2 separate regions of the Homo sapiens genome follow, and region 1 is linked to region 2. Evidence: chromatin loops called from intact Hi-C (ENCODE). Cell type or tissue: ascending aorta. All regions are shown on one strand. Region 1 overlaps AUTS2 (activator of transcription and developmental regulator AUTS2). Region 2 holds the start of LOC105375347 (a long non-coding RNA gene).

What was found. Peaks named below come from ENCODE experiments on the same cell type or tissue, not always from the same donor. Only the 100,000 strongest peaks of a DNase experiment are listed, where the experiment ranks them.
Region 1: it touches region 2 in a loop (3-fold over the local background); 1 of 110 quality-filtered maps calls a loop at or near these places.

The regions. Positions count from the first base shown.
Region 1 is chr7:70,673,648-70,676,147 of GRCh38, reverse strand. The region is part of intron 5 of AUTS2 (activator of transcription and developmental regulator AUTS2); the gene reads right to left. Among named protein-coding and RNA genes, the nearest start is that of GALNT17, 460 kb to the left of the region's middle. RefSeq lists a silencer at 1,678-1,878. In ascending aorta, no CTCF peak of the experiment used is centred here; no DNase peak of the experiment used is centred here.
Region 2 is chr7:70,736,854-70,739,353 of GRCh38, reverse strand. All of the region lies in intron 6 of AUTS2 (activator of transcription and developmental regulator AUTS2), which reads right to left. It overlaps LOC105375347 (a long non-coding RNA gene), which reads right to left and starts at 315. Exons shown (of 2, transcript XR_927653.4): 1 at 1-315. In ascending aorta, a CTCF peak has its summit at 1,129; no DNase peak of the experiment used is centred here; H3K4me3 peaks cover 1,229 bases; H3K27ac peaks cover 804 bases.

The DNA of each region.
Region 1 (2,500 bases), 63 kb after region 2:
CTTCTTCTTCTTCTTTTTAATGAAGAGGAATAACCTTTTATACCAAGTCAGTAACCATCCAAATGTCATTTACTTTACATTCCTAGGCCATTTCGTTCGTGAGATGTGAAGAAACACAGGTAGAAAGAAACCTTTACAGCATGATGATCATTTTAAAGCACAGCTGCACATCCTTTGACACTGCCCCATGGAGCGGTCCCCATCTTCTTTCCTTCAGCCTGGTGGGCTTGTCAGTGCTTCAGCTCAATGGCAGAAGTGGCTCCATGTGACTTTCCAAGGCCAGGTCAGAAGTCTCGCTGCTTCTGCCTCAAGCTCTTGGGATACTTGCTTTCTGGTAGCAACCCCTCCGGCAACTCCTCCCACAACCCAGACGCCGTTCTGTGAGAAGCCCATGCTACATGGACAAGGCTTGCAGAGGTGCTTTTGTCCCTGCCAAGTGCCTCATGCATGAGTGAAGACTTTTCCAGGGGATTCCAGTCCCCAGCCATTCATGTCACCACCAGTCATGGTGGAGCAGAGACAAACTGCTTCTCTGCTTGGCCCTGTCTGAATTTCTGACCCACCAAATCCAGGAACAGAAGAAAAGGGTACTGCTTTACACCAGTAAGTTTTGGAGTAGAGAACTGGAACAAACGTTTCTTTTTCTTTCTTTTAGACAGAGTCTTGCTCTGTCGCCCAGGCTGGAGTGCAGTGGCACGATCTTGGCTCACTGCAACCTCCACCTCCTGGGCTCATCAAGCAATTCTCCTGCCTCAGCCTCCTGAGTAGCTGGGATTACAGGCATGCACCACCACACCTGGCTAATTTTTATAATTTTAGCAGAAACGGGGTTTCACCATGTTGGCCAGGCTGGTCTCAAACTCCTGATCTCAAGCCATCCACCCACCTTGGCCTCCCAAGGTGCTGGGATTACAGGCGTGAGCCACTGCGCCTGGTCACCAAACATTTCTGAAATACGGATTTTCTGCTTTATCACCGGCATTCTCCACAATAAAGTTGTTCATTTCAGAGGCAGTTTTCTACGATTGGAGGTAGGGAGTTGAGGGGGGGGAGGATTAATTTGAAATACTTCTGGAGCACAGGCCACACCTGAGGTAGAGAGAAGCTTAATAAAGGGATAGAAATTGCCAGCCTGAATCGCAGGGTGCAGGAGGTGCATCAAGTCACATGCCAGGAGCTCTTACTATGTCACTTGTAAGAGAATCAACAAATGCAAAAGAACTTGATAAATATTTTCCATAACAAAACACAATTGGTTGCAATGGGATCTAGCTCTGTTCCTCATTAGTTACCCTTCACTACTCAGACAGGCTCCATATCTCACTGAAATCCATTGTGGATTCTTTCCAGTTTGTTGGGAAATGTGACTGTACGTTTCCTTTCTACTGCATGCTTTCTTGAGCCTGCTTTTAAATCTAGAGTACATGCTTAGCTCCCTCTTCCCACAGGAGAAGGAGCTTCAGCTTCAAGGAGAGGTAAAAGCAGGTAACAAGCAGCTGCTTTTGAAGTGGTGCAGCGGCAGAGGAGGTGGAGAAGGCCAGGTTGCCATTATCAGTGGCTACCAGGTGCCGCGGGATCGCGTTAGGTGATAAAACACTTGGCTGACACCAGAAAAAAGAATCATCACTCCTCGCCTACCCCACCCTCACTCCCTCGCTCCCTCTTCTTTTTTTAAAAGGAGGCTTTTTACCCTCATTAAATGAAACCTTATCTCTGAAAGACTGCAATCCTCAGCAAATGACAAGTGCGCCTAATCTCATTTTCTGACAAGTGATTCTGACAGCACCTTCCTTTTGATTTCTGAGACATGTAGTTAGACATATATTAATCTGTCAGTCATCATCCCTAGGAAGAATTTTTTTAAAAAAGAGAAAGAAAGAAATGAACATTTGTGAATATGAAGGCATGACAAGAGGCTAGGACACCTATTTTAACCAATGCCTGAACATTCCTTTCTCAGGGCCCCCCTCCCCCACCGCCCCTTTAGCACACAGCACATCCACGGAGCAGAGCCGGGAGCTGCCCAGTCAAGGGGCCTGTGAAACAGGCCTTAGTGACTCCAGGTAATGCGGCCCAGTGGGAAGAGCATGTGCTCTGGAGTGAGGCAGACCAGGTTCAGATCCCCTCCTACCTCATAAAGCCGGCTTGATTACATGAGATCTGTCATCTCTGAAGCTCAGGATCCTATCTGTAGGATACGCCTCATGGCATCTATTAGCTCTAAAGATATCTTTATCTAATGTGCCTGCAGGCATAGAGTAGGCACCCCAAACACAGAAGCACTTACTAATACCATTATCTCTACTAAGGTCTTCTAGAAATAGTAGATGATTCCAAATAGAAGTAGATGATTCTGTGACCAACACAGAATACTTGGCACCAGGATATAAAGATGAGTAAGACCCAGGCTCTGCTCTCAGAGAGCTCACAATCCAGCACTGGGAAACAGGTAGGATCAAAAGAGTACAATCCGGCCAGGCATGGTGGCTCTCATCTGTAA
Region 2 (2,500 bases):
AAAAAAAAAGGAAAAAAAGGCAACATTAGTGGGGTGTGGTATTGAGCACTGTAGTCCAAGCTACTCGGGAGACCGAGGCAGGAGGATTGCTTGAGCCCAGGAGTTCAAGACCAGCCTGGGCAACATGGTGAGACCCTGTCTCTTCAAAACATAAAAAACATTAGCCAGGCATAGTGGTGCACACCTATGGTCCCACCTAACCAGGAGGCTGAAGCAGGAGGATTGTTTGAACCCTAGAGGTAGAGGCTGCAAGTGAGCTATGACAGCAACACCGTGCTCCAGCCTGGGCAACAGAGCAAGACCCTGTCTCTCTCTCAAAAAAAAAAAAAAAAAAAAAAAAAAAAAAAAAAGGCCTCAAAACCTCGTGGACATCACCAGAATACAGAAAGTTAAGTTAAAACCTTCTGAGTAGATGTGTTGTCTACAAAGTGGGGGATGGGAGGGTTTTGAATATGCTCTATACTCCATGTGCCATAAAATGAGGAAAAGACATTTGAAACCAGGTTAATTTCCTTGTATTTGAACTATGTATATCCAGTGTGTTAAGGACTTAAGTGACTAGAAAAACCACATGATTAACTTTCAACATCCTCCTTTCCAATAGAGAAAAATGTGATCAAGAACATGTAACACTCACGTGGTCCCCTCTCTTCCCTGGACTGTCACCGCTCCTCCGGGATTGGGGCACAGGAGCCTTGCGCCATGCATTAAAGATCCCCCAGCAGTATGGGCCTTGGCAGCTCACAGTGGAGCTCACAGCCTCTGCTTCTGCAGAGGGACTGACACTGGTTCTCTTCATGCCCACCACGTACCTCACAGCTAGCAATGATATAAAAGCAACTCTCAAAAGAGCAACTCCATTCACCAGCTCCTCAGGCACAACACACAACTTTATACACATTTGTCATATGTCCAAAAAGTAAAAAAAAAAAAAACAAAAAACTTGTTCCAACTTTTTGCTCCAAGAGAAAAAAAAAAGCTAGTTAATCTAAGTGCTTCAGGAAGCCTTAATAGCCTTTTCATCTGCTCCAGCAGCAACGCCCATTTCTCTGGCCAATTGGAGAGAATCAACTCAGGAGTTACAGGTTCTAGCACCAGGAGAAAACCGCAGTGAGAACGGGTCATTTGTTTGGAGAGACTGCCACTCCCAGCATTTTTGCATGTTTACAACTTGACTGACTTGGAAGACTTCATTTCCTAATACTAAGGAAAGTTTGCAGAAGGGCCCATGAAGTATCAAAGCCTCCTAACTGCACTGTGAGACGCAGGAAAACCCGGCCATACCTCCTCATGTCAGTTTTCAGCTTTATGGACTTTATCTGACAAAAAGTTGGTTTCAGAATGTCTTCCGTACAAGCCTTCAAATAGAGGGCTTTGTAAATTCCCAAAGCCAAAATTTTAAAATCTAATTATTTGTATATTAAAATGCTTCTCTTTATTGCTAATTGGCTGCAACATAATAATTAGTCTGCATTATATTTTACTGCTAATCACAACCTCAATAAAATGGGCAATGATGTGTTTCCATTTTCAAGGTTACCTATGAAGCCCAAGGGCTCTAAAATAGGTCAGGACTTCTCTTCACCCCCCTGGCTCCTCCTCCTCTCTGGATTTTAGGTTATTTCAATATCCTGTGTACTCTCTGATAATAAAGAAAGTAATGACAGAGCTGTAAAGAAAAATGCATGTCAGTCCACTCTGGAAACTATTTAGTAACTGTGGTCCGTGAGTTTAAGGAAAGGGGAAACCAACACATTTCGGTAAAATTAGGTTGGAGAGGGGCTTGTGAATTTCAAATACCTATGACACAATAGTCTCTTCCTCCTAAAATCACAGACATTAAATAAGAACTGGATAAAATCGGTTAAGATATTTCTATCTTGCACTACAAATAACAGAGCAAACTGGGTTTCAAAAATAAATTCCTTCTGACTGGCAATCAGAAACGTGAGGTTCTCTTCCATTTTGATTCTATGGACTGTGGAATTTACAGATGTTACAGCGGTGGGGAAATCTAATGTTCCCGCCCTTTGGCACACGGTGGTGCTTGAGCCACATAATGGGAAGGGGCAGGCTGATGCCCATGGTCTCTGCTCTAGGGCTGGACCCATGGAAAATGTAACCAGAACACTCCAGCCCACCTGGGATCATTAATTAGCCTGCATGCACTACCCAAATCTGTCTACTTTCACTTTCTAGGTCCCTGCTTTTTCCATTTCTTACTGCTTATCAGGGTCTCCACCAGATGTGCATTAAAGAAGTAAAAGGAAAATAAATCTTTTCTCCTTGTAAGCAGTTATGAGTAACGTTTTAGTCACTTGAGAGTAAAACTTTTGACTAATGGGGAGACTGTTATGAGGGAAATGATCCCTTCTGTTGTTAACCTAGCTGGAACCACGGAAAGTGATCAGGAATGCCGGTGATTTACAAGGAGGATGAAGGGGTGGGGAAGTCACTCACTGGGAGCAGGACAGCCTATTTCTGACTCCATTGCACAATC